2 separate regions of the Homo sapiens genome follow, and region 2 is linked to region 1. Evidence: chromatin contacts called from ENCODE Hi-C or POLR2A ChIA-PET data. All regions are on one chromosome and are shown on one strand. Each heading gives the region's core, a stretch centred on a gene start or an enhancer-like site at or near the end of the contact. The rest is flanking DNA. Distances are from core to core; before and after follow the strand shown. Region 1 has its middle 590 kb from the start of LINC02630. Region 2 has its middle 590 kb from the start of ANKRD30A.

Region 1 (5,605 bases), core at 2,406-4,905:
ATAAGTAACTTCTACAAACAAAAAGAAAAACAGATAACCCCATAAAACATTGGACAAAAACTTGAATAGATACTTTTTATAAAAGACCCAAATTATATGCACTTACACATGCACAAATTTATATATATAAATATATACACACATATATAGTACACACAAATACATTAAACATATGTGTATGCAAATATGACGTATGTAATAAAAGTATTAATAATCACCAAATGCAAATTAAAACCCTAAAATACAAAATTACATACAATTAAAATATCGGCCAGGATGTAAAGTAACTCTCATTCATTGCTTGTGAAACTTTAAGCAGATACAAGTGCCTTGGAAAACTGTTGTTATTTAATAATCTGAAGATATATATCATGAGTTAACAACTGCACTCTTGGGAATACGCCCTGGATAGACCCTTGAAGTATGCACATCATGAATAATATGAAATAATGTTCATAGCAGCATTTTTCACAAGAGCCCAACATGGGAAGAAGTCTAAAAGCTCTCTAATGCTATGATAGATAAAATATTAAGTGATAGTCATACAGTGGAATGTTACACAAAAAATAGAAAACTGCTCCTTAGTACCTACAACAGAGGTGAATGTCACAGACATAGGTCAATCAGAGGAAGCAACAGATAGTGTGATATACATAGCACAATTCCATTCAGATGGAACTCCAAACGAAGGAAACTAAAATACAGTGTTTTTTTTTTTTTTTTCTTGAGACGGAGTCTCGCTGTCTCCCAGGCTGGAGTGCAGTGGGGCGATCTCGGCTCACTGCAAGCTTCGCCTCCCAGGTTCTCACCATTCTCCTGCCTCAGCCTCCCCAGTAGCTGGGACTACAGGCGCAAGCCACCATGCCCAGCTAATTTTTTGTATTTTTAGTGGAGATGGTGTTTCACCATGTTAGCCAGGATGGTCTCGATCTCCTGACCTCGTGATCCGCCCACCTCGGCCTCCCAAAGTGCTGGCATTACAGGCGTGAGCCACCGCGCCCAGCCTAAAATACAGTGTTTAATGAGATACACACAGGCAGTGGAAATATAAAACCAAAGAAGAAGGCAATTATTGTAACATTAGGAAAGTGTTTGGCTCCAGGGGACATGGAGGAGGAGGTGATGATAAGGAGGACGAAGGCAGGTTCTGGGATGTTTGTCATGTTCTCATTATTTTGACCTGTTTAAAGTGTTTTTTAAAATTTTTCCCATTCCCTTTACTGATTACAACTTACATATATGATTTATACATTTTTTCTGTATGAATGTTATTTTCCAAAATCGAAACAAGCCTACAGTTCTGAAGACCTTATCTTATAGTTAATTTTCCATATAACAACAGTGTTCTTCTCTCAGAAAATGTAAAGCTTAAGGTCCCTTAATTGTGCCAGTAAATATTTGCTGAACATCCACCTTGTGCCAGGTATCTTTCTAAGCACTGAGATTACGGTGAGGAATAAAATAGATGATATTTATAAGGTTGTCCTCAATGCAGCCTGCAATTTAAGGAAATTAATCCTGTGGCTTGATTTAAATCTCTGGCTTACCCTATGCAACTGTTTAACTCAGCCTTCCCATACGAAATAAGACACTGTGGAATATAGTAATATAGTTGGAAACTAAATTTCAGTCCCTTTACTCTCTTCCTAGTTGCATTACCAAAGAGCTTTCAGTCTATAGAGCCTTCATCTTTATAGAGGGGACCCTATTTCCTGTTCTATTGAGCCACAGGTCTTCTGTGGGGAAAAACATTACATATCAATGTACATTTAAAATCATGACAGTAATGTGATTTATTCAAATATTTAGATATATATTTGTATTGAAAGTTCTTTAAACAGTGGAATTGTATCTTCTACAGTCTTGCTCTCAATTTTTTCTTGGCAGGGCAAAGAGAATGAGGCCTTCCTTATCAAATGTGTGTGAGTGCTGCTTGCTGCCTGGTGGAGGATACTGAACATAGAAATGTCATAACTGAAGATTCCCGAGGGTGGCATTGGTATATAAACGGCAGTGGAGAAACTCTGCTTTTGGTGAAGCTACCAAATCTGTGTGTGTATATCTAGCAAAAATATACCACATTAAAGGATATCAAATTTACCATTTTAAGCATATAGTACAGTAGCATTAAGTACATTTGCACTATAATCCAACCATCACCGCCATTCATCTTCAGAATTTTTTTCTTCCCAAACTGAAGCTCTGTACACATTAAACAATAACTCCCTATTTCCCCTTCCCTCCAGAGGGCTGTACATTTGGAAAACTGTTATGATTCAGTTTTCCAACCTCCATTCTACTTTTTGTCTCTAGAAATATGATTATGCTAGGCATAATACTTCCCATAAACGGACTCATACAACCTATTTCCTTTTGTGTTTGGCTTGTGTCACTTAGCATGTTGTTTTCAAGGTTCTTTCATGTAGCATGTTTCAGAATTCCTCCTCTTTTAAGGCTGAATAATATTTCAATATGCCTATTTACCATATATTGTTTATCCGTGCATCTATCAATGAGTATTTGGATTGTTTTGGGTATTATTAAGTAATGCTGCTATTAACATGGGTATACAGATATCTGCCCAAGTCTCTGCTTTCAATTCTTTGAGGCACGTGCTCAGCAGTGGCATTTCCAAGTCACGTGATAATTCTATATTTAGTGTTTTGAGGGATAGCCTTACTGTTTTCCACAGCAGCTGCACCATTTTACACTCCACCACCTATGTAGAGGATTCACATTTCTCCAATCTGCACCAATATTTATTTTCTGTTTTTTCGTTTGTTTGGTTGTTAGTTTTTTAATCACAGCCATGCTAATGGGTGTGAAGCGGTATCTCATTGTCATTCTGACTTGCATTTCCCTAAGACCAATTTGTTTCCGAACCAGGACAATTTTCAGCTCCCACCCTACCACTACTTTCCCCACTCCTGCACCCTCATTTCCTTGCTTTTTTTTTTTTTTTTTTTTTTGAGATGGATTCTCACTCTGTCGCCAAGGCTGGAGTCCAGTGGTGCGATTTCAACTCACTGCAACCTCCACCTCCTGGGTTCAAGCAATTCTTCTGTCTCCAAGCAATTCTCCTGTCTCAGGCTCCAGAGTAGCTAGGATTACAGGCGCACATCACCATGACTGTCTAATTTTTGTATTTTTAGTAGAGACAGGGTTTCACCATATGCCAGGCTGGTCTGTAACTCCTGACCCACCCGCCTCGGCCTCCCAAAGTGCTGAGATTATAGGCGTGAGCCACCGCGCCTGGCCTTCCTTCCTCTTTTAAATAAGTGGTAGCTGAAAGAGTCTAGACTCTTGAGTACATTTCCCGACTAGTCTCTGACTTTTTCACAAGAAAGTCATTGTATGGCCACTCAAAGAAAACATTTTGATTATTCATATAATTTCACAGTGCCTGTGATAGCTCTGCTCAGCCCCTTTTTCTGAGGTGTGACATGCCATCTGTCAAAGTGAGAACAGGAACCCTCCTTTCCTTCAAGCTGTTGTCCTGCACACAGAACAAGTGAAAGATACTGGAAAACCCTCTGTTGGATTCTAAAGTTCTTTTGACCTTAGCTTGAAAATAAAAAAGAATCAGGAAATATTTTCTTGCTGGGTTGGAGCCAATGACTCTTGGCCAGAAATAACTGTGTAGAGTTCCTCTCGGCTGGACCCATGAGGCCAGGCCTTCAGGGGAGGTCCTGGAGTAGGGGAGCATGGTGAGACCAGCGCCTCTCATCTGAGTGCATCCACTTGGAGGAGATCTAGGGGAGGCTAGCTCCTTGAACTGAATCCTGTTTAGAGGAGGGGACCCAACTTGGGGAGAATTTTCTCTCCAAGCCCAGTGGGCAAGGCCTAGGAGCCGTAGCCTTCCTATCAGTTTATCCGAAAACCCTGATAGAAGTCAGCACATTTTTAAAAACACTTAAGTCCATTGTTTCCTTTTTGAGGGAGAAAAAAGTGCTAAAGAATGTTAAGCTCTTCTAGCAGCACTCTTACTCATAGCCAGATTGAATTTCTTTTTCCTTCATGGATTCCCTGAGGCATCATTATAATGAAAAAGTAGGCATCAGAAAAACACTTACCGGGTTGTGTCTGGAGAAAAAGTCACTTTTGGGACAACCCGTGTAAAAAATCTCTACACATTTTATTCTAATTACAGGTCTGCAAACCATTCTCATCTCCAGTGGATATTAGTGAACTACTGCCCCCTTGAAGGTCATGACCTTGGGCAACAGTAAGGGTTTGCCATCAAAAACAAGACTAAAATAACACTGATGGCTGCTTTCAGGAGGTCTGAGATGAGAGCTAGAGTTCTCCTCCCTAGGGCCCCTACATGGATTTACTCATGAGTTTACACACTTGAACTTCTCTGCCGTTTATCCTTAGGTATTGCCAGCTTCTCCCTTTTTGGCCTAGTCATTCTTTGTGTTTCTCATTCATTCCAGACTGCTCCCTTTTTTCTTTCTTCCTGTCTCAGTCAGCACAGGAGATAAAGGTTAACAGCGTTTTGAGTGTGACCTGTGAGGGAAATTGCTATTGTTTAATTCCAGTTTCTTGCCATGGAGTTATTTACTTATCTTTCTATTAAATCCTCATAGCATGTTACTCCTTTTTCTTATGTTTTCACACAATGCCCTTTATTTCAACTGATTACTTGTTTTGATTTTCCTTAGCCTATCTTATTTTTGCATTTCCTAAGAGTCTTCCTGTGGCAGCACATTTCATAACCACTATTTGATTTGTAAATTTATCTTTGTGGACCATCTTCCACTCCCAGATGATTACATGAACAAGTAGCTTGGTTGTAGACTTGTTCTTTAGAATACAGTGCCTTAGATTAAGATGAGAACTGGGCCGGGTGTGGTGGCTCACGCCTGTAATCCCAGCACTTTGTGAGGCCAAGGCGGGTGGATCACGAGGTTAGGAGATCAAGACCATCCTGGCTAACATGGTGAAACCCTGTCTCTACTAAAAATACAAAACATTAGCCGGGCATGGTGGCGGGTGCCAGAAGTCCCAGCTACTCAGGAGGCTGAGGCAGGAGAATGGCGTGAACCCGAGAGGCGGAGCTTGCAGTGAGCCGAGATCTCACCACTGCACTCCAGCCTGGGCGACAGAGCAAGACTCTGTCTCAAAAAAAAAAAAAAAAAAAATGAGAACTGAACTGAGATGAAGACTTCTTTAACATAGTGCCATCTGGGAAAGGACCAGCATCTATGGGAATCAACTTTGACAGATGCAATGAGGTTTTGGGGGACATCACTATGATTCATAATATGGTCATGTAATTGCTGGACAATGACATATTTTATTTTAGAACACTTTTAATTTTTCAATGAACTTCCTTTTAGATTTAGAGTTTGGTTTTTAGACCAACTCTGTGTGGTAGCTACAATAGGTCCAAACATTCTCATTTCCTAGATAAAGACACTGAATATAAAGATATAAGTGCACGTCCTCTATATGGGCACCTGTTATATTGTCTCACACATAGTTAAGGGTTTATTCATTTATCAACAAACATCTATTTAGTTTCTATTGCCATATCAGGTACATTGGTAGGTGTCGGCGATAAAAAGAACAATACAGACAACAATAAAAAAATCACCTAATC
Region 2 (5,652 bases), core at 223-2,722, 49 kb after region 1:
CTAATTTTTTGTATTTTTAGTAGAGACAGGGTTTCACCGTGTTAACCAGGATGGTCTTGATCTCCTGACCTCGTGATCTGCCTGCCTAGGTCTCCCAAAGTGCTGGGATTACAGGTGTAATCTACCGCGCCTGGTTGATCTTTGTTTTTTAAAACAGAGATCATACCTCAGCCAATGAAACATCACACTTCTCAAAACTGTTTTAGTTGAGATATTAAACATGCTTATCTTAAAGCTATTATGATTGTGGTAAACAGCAGCACTCTCCCGCTCAGCTTCTTATGATTAACCAACTACAACAGAGGCTTCACATACTCATTAGCAACCACACAAAAGATTCTAATTTCTGTTTCTGGAGTAGAATGTTTAATTAAGTCACAAAAGGCACTTTGCAATTAGTAATTTTCACTCTTCTTCTTTTTTTTTTTTTTTTTTTTTTGAGACGGAGTCTCGCTCTGTTGCCCAGGCTGGAGGGCAGTGGCGGGATCTCTGCTGACTGCAAGCTACGCCTCCCAGGTTCACGCCATTCTCCTGCCTCAGCCTCCCGAGCAGCTGTGACTACAGGCGCCTGCCACCACGCCCGGCTAATTTTTTGTGTTTTTGATACAGACGGGGTTTCACCGTGTTAGCCAGGATGGTCTCGATCTCCTGACCTCGTGATCCACCCTCCTCGGCCTCCCAAAGTGCTGGGATTACAGGCATGAGCCACCGTGCTCGGCCCACTTTGCTTCTTTATGCTATTATTTGCCAAAAGGTAAATAAAGCTGGCTGACTAGATCATCACCAACTTGAAGCTCAAAACAGATAAATATCTTCCTAAGTGAGGGTGGTGTCCAGTGTCTTTACTAATTACATTGTAGTCTAGTTTTCAGTAACCAATTTGAAATAAAATCTAACTCTTTTATCCATGCCTGTAGCATCTAGCATGTATTAGGAACTCACTAAACATTGAAGAGAAAGAAAGAAAGAAAGAAAGAGAGAAGGGAAGGAGGCAGGAAGCGAGGAGAAAGGAAAGAAGAAAGAAGAGAGAAAATAAAGAAATAATGAATCAAGTGAATGAATGAGAATTGATCATTTGATCTTTCTGAATTATCTTTTCAATTAAGTAAAAACAGATTAGCTGAAAGAATGTTGGACTGCAAATTGAGTCCTTGGTCTAGGTGCAATGTATCTCAAAGTAATTACATAACCTGTGCAAGTCACTTTACTTTTCCTGAATTTATTTCTCACTGAGTATTTCTAGATGCTCAAGTAGAGCCTGAAACTCAATATATTCAAATATTTTATATTTCCCTTCAAATCCAACCCAGCTTCTGTACATTATTTTCCTATTAAAACATTATCATCAGCAGTAGATTGTTTACAAAAATGACTGCAATTTTTCTCTTCCCTAAATCAGCAACCCTTGGCAATGTGGCTTTGCAGCTCTTCCCATGAAGAAGTGTAGTCTATTTTCCCACCCTTTGTAAACAGACTGGCTTTGTGACTTGTGCTCACTAATAGGATGTGGAGGAAATGATGACATCCTGTTTCTGAGCCTAAGATTTATTATCTTTGCATGACTCTCTTAGTTGTCTCAAACCCCTGCCCAGCCTCCATGTGGAAAAGCCTGGACTAGCCTGCTGAAGGCTGAGGCCACATGGAGCAGAGGTGAGCCGTCTAACTCAGGCTGCCAAGATAAACCAGGTGTCAGCTGACCAGCAACTGATAGCAGATTCATAAACGATCACAGTCAACATCAGCCAAGCCAGGCCCAGTTCAACAGAAATGCCTTGTTGACCAGCATATTCATGAGCAATGAAAAATTGTCATTTAAGCCATTAAGCTTTGAGGTGTTTTGTTACTCAGAAAAAGCTAACTGCTACAGTGCCCTTCTGGAAACATGAAACCACTCTGTACTTTCTTCTCTTTGGTCCTTATAAGTCATTCACCAGATCTTCTGTATTTTAATTAAAATGTCTTCAAAATGCAATCCCTCTTTGCAATCCCCTGATGCTCTTCTAATTCTGGGCTCCATCGTCTCTTGCCTGAGTTTCCTGGTCTCATTCTCTTCCTCTTCCAATCCCATCTCCAAAGCACTATGTTTCAATCTAGAGATTTAATTATGTGACTCCTTTCCTTAAAAGTTGTCTTTGATTCTGTTTTCTAAGTATAATTAGCAGTGAAAATTTCTTTATAGTACATAAAGCCTTTTCTGTTTTTATTTTCTTTTCTCTTGCTGAGTATATAACATGTACTGTCATCAGTCTACCATATTCCCCCAACACAAAACCACTCATCTTTAACTTCATAATCACAATTCTAAGCCACCACTCATGTTCTTTTTGCCTGAATTCCCGTATCCACCTTGTCTACCTGGCAACTTTTTACTTATTCTTTAACATTAATCTCAGATAAAAATCTGCACTGAGATTTTCTTGGTTTCTTTCAAACAGAATGAATTATACCCTTCCTTGTGTGTCTAGGGCATGTCTGTCTAACTCAGAACTTCCTCATGCTCTACTTCATTCACTTGTTTCTCTGCCTTTGTCACACAGATTGAGTTCTTTAAATGCACAGACTCTAACTCCATCACCCTTTAATCCTTAGAAACAAGCGTAGTCTTACATAGTAGAGGCACTCAATACATGTTTTTTGATGTACGTGTAATGAGCAGAATTAAACTAACTTATCTGAAAAATGTAAAAATCTTGGTTTATCAAGATAGTTTTTAAGTTTAAAATCTGTTTACCTTGTCTTAAGAGCTTATTTATGTTTTGTGTGTCAATGCAAGTTGGTGACAAATTTTCCTGCGAGATTTATTTTGGGGCAACCTGCCTTAATGTTGCTCATAATCCTAAGGCATTTTACTATTACAGAAAATTGTAGGCAAAGAGAACCTACTAACATTGGAATTTATTAATCAGAGCAAAACATGTGGGTAACAAGCCACGGTATTAATTACAAGTGGGGTTTTATAACAAACAGATCAGAATTTATTGTAGAGGTAAAATAATGAGCTGTGAGAGCTTACTTAGTAGAGAAACATTCTATGAATCTAATAATATATAAAAGTCCATTTTTCTTTTAGTTGATTTTCTGCTTAGTTCAGATAAATCATCACTGTAGTATTACCTTCTTTCATTATGCAACAAATTTTATTTGTATTTTTAATTAATTAATTAATTTTTTTGTGGAGACAGGGCCTTGCTATGTTGCCCAGGCTGGTCTTGAACTCCTGGGCTCAAGCAGTCCACCCGCCTCAGCCTCTCAGTGTTGGGATTATAAGCATGAGCCACCGCTCCCGGAATCAGCAAATATTTGTTAAACATAAGCACATACTATGTAACACTATTCTAATCCTTCAAATCAGTTATTCTCCAAAAGAAGTAACTTTGTTTCTTTCTTGTTTTTTCCTTCCTCTATCATTTCCTTTGACTTTTTAAGAAAAGAATCCTCAGGCTTCCAGTTTATTTTAGGACACTTAGGATGTTCTCAGTTATTTTTTAATTCTCAAACTCTTTTACACACACTAGATATTTTTTACCCAGAATTTTAATACGTATAGTTTTTAAGATGATAACTGCTTAAGAAGTCTTATTTTAGTAGCTATAACACATATCCACTGATTTTTATTAATATAACATACCAGTCATAGTTTATAAATCCTTTGATTTGGGATTAAATTGAGTTTTTAAAGCATTAGTACGATTTCAGATTTTCAGTGAGAATATGATTGGGTTGTGCTAAGACAGAAATTAAAATTTTTTTTTTGAGATGAAGTTTTGCTCTTGTTGCCCAGGCTGGAGGGCAATGGCATGATCTCGGCTCATCGCAACCTCCACCTCCCGGGTTCAAGCGATTCTCCTGCCTCAGCCTCCCGAGTAGGTGGGATTACAGGCATGTGCCACCACGCCCAGTTAATTTTTGTATTTTTGGTAGAGACAGGTTTTCTCTGTGTTAGTCAGGCTGGTCTCGAACTCCTGACCTCAGGTGATCCGCCTGCCTTGGCCTCCCAAAATGCTGGGATTACAGGTGTAGAAATTTAAATTTTTATATATTTATTATTTATCAAATATTAAAATTATTATCTTAGAATATCAGTGACTATGGATAATGTTTGTTTTTTGTAAATTGAATAATTAGGTCTCATATTCACAGTTCTATAAGCAAGTTATATTTGTGTTTATTATTTTAGAAAAAGAAATATGTTTTTATAAGAATTAGAATTCAAGAGTGAATGATTAAGTATAATTGTCAATATGATTCAGTTAAGAGCTACTGAATATAAATATTATATTCAAAATAAAGCTAATATTATAGGCAGACTATTAGTTTAGCAGTAGATGTAAACACTGCAAAGGACAGTGATATAAGCCTTTACAAAGATTCATAGTGACATAGAACTACATCAAATTCGTCAAAAGTTCTATTCAGTAAAACATGCAGTTTTTCCCCTTGAGGAAAGTAAAACAAAATGCTTTGTCATTTTAAGATCAGTTAAATAGTAATATGAATTAATTGAGATCAATTTTTTTTCTTAGCAAAATGTATCGAAGGCGACTTTAGTCTTTTTTTTTTTTTTTTGTCCTGGATGAAATTACCCAGTATATTTATCTAGGATTCAAATCAAAATCCAATAAATTATTCTTTTGCTTAATCTGTGAAAGAAGTTTCAGAAGTATGTTTTTATGTCAAGATTGATATTTTAAAATATTTTTATAAAACATCATAGAATAATGTTACAAATGTCTTTGACTTTTTATCTTGCAAATTTAATTTGAAGATTTTTAAGGAGGAGGGTAATCCAATCCAACTGAGTTTTCCTCAAATTACTATCAAAATGAGCTTGACTCACAGTTAAGCTTGAGTCTTTTTCCATAATTGTTATGACCCCTCTCTCAAAACACGCACACACTCAAAGATTAAAGAAAGAATCCACTTCAAGTCTGATTTTGGCCAGAGTTTTACACAGTTGGGGTATACTCCTACCATCTGAGGTTATTAAAAACAAACCAATCATTACTCAATTTGTCCCTCTTGGAGTCTCTTTCCTGGTAGCAGCATTTAGGATCAACTGGGATCCTGAGTTCCCAAACTGGCCTGTTAACACGAACACGTTTATCAGTATTTGGCTCAAGGACAAAGCACTAAAACAACAGATGGAATCAATATTACATTTTACAAAGCGATTACATCGCAAAATCAACAGTTCTTTGTAATGACTGATGGTGATTGTGTAAATTTCTTCTGCTCTCAGCATTTTCTTCTTATAAGAATGTCTAAGTAAGTGCCATAGGTGCCAGTTATGAAGTAGCTCTGATTAGGTATTAATTGGGTTTCATCCAAGGCTGTAATCAGTTGTGACTTAGTCACCAAAGAAGGTAAAGAACAGAAATAATTACCTGTGCCTTTCAATTAACGTATATATATGGGGATTCAGCATTTCACAATGAGATCTTTCCCCAAACACACCCCCCCCCCCACACACACACACACACTTTTCTCTAGTTTCTCAATATTGCTATTGACAACATTTTGGTCAATGGTTATGTTCAGTGGCTCACATTCTTATGACTATGAAAATACTGTTCACAGCTAAGCCGTATATTACACCATGATCACATTTCCTTTCTTGTATATCTATGCACTTTTCCATGCTTACAAATTTCT

The links. A loop is a pair of places that touch in the nucleus more often than their neighbours do. ChIA-PET counts read pairs that join two places held with the same protein, here RNA polymerase II (POLR2A). Pooled maps may share reads with other maps.
Region 2: a map of endothelial cell of umbilical vein shows a loop between it and region 1 (4-fold over the local background). The contact joins two enhancer-like sites. A Hi-C loop is called at or near these places in 2 of 168 maps with a recorded cell type or tissue (PC-3 and endothelial cell of umbilical vein) and 2 of 50 pooled maps. POLR2A ChIA-PET finds 5 or more read pairs at or near these places in 6 of 52 experiments (B cell, GM12878, OCI-LY7 and 3 more).

The regions. Positions count from the first base shown.
Region 1 is chr10:36,486,152-36,491,756 of GRCh38, forward strand. No RefSeq gene overlaps it. Among named protein-coding and RNA genes, the nearest start is that of LINC02630, 590 kb to the left of the region's middle. Within about 2 kb of position 3,656, at least 7 of the 41 ENCODE cell types and tissues checked have a DNase peak (open chromatin) inside an H3K27ac peak, as active enhancers do; they include PC-3 and endothelial cell of umbilical vein, where a contact is called at or near this core.
Region 2 is chr10:36,537,564-36,543,215 of GRCh38, forward strand. No RefSeq gene overlaps it. Among named protein-coding and RNA genes, the nearest start is that of ANKRD30A, 590 kb to the right of the region's middle. Within about 2 kb of position 1,473, at least 3 of the 41 ENCODE cell types and tissues checked have a DNase peak (open chromatin) inside an H3K27ac peak, as active enhancers do; they include PC-3 and endothelial cell of umbilical vein, where a contact is called at or near this core.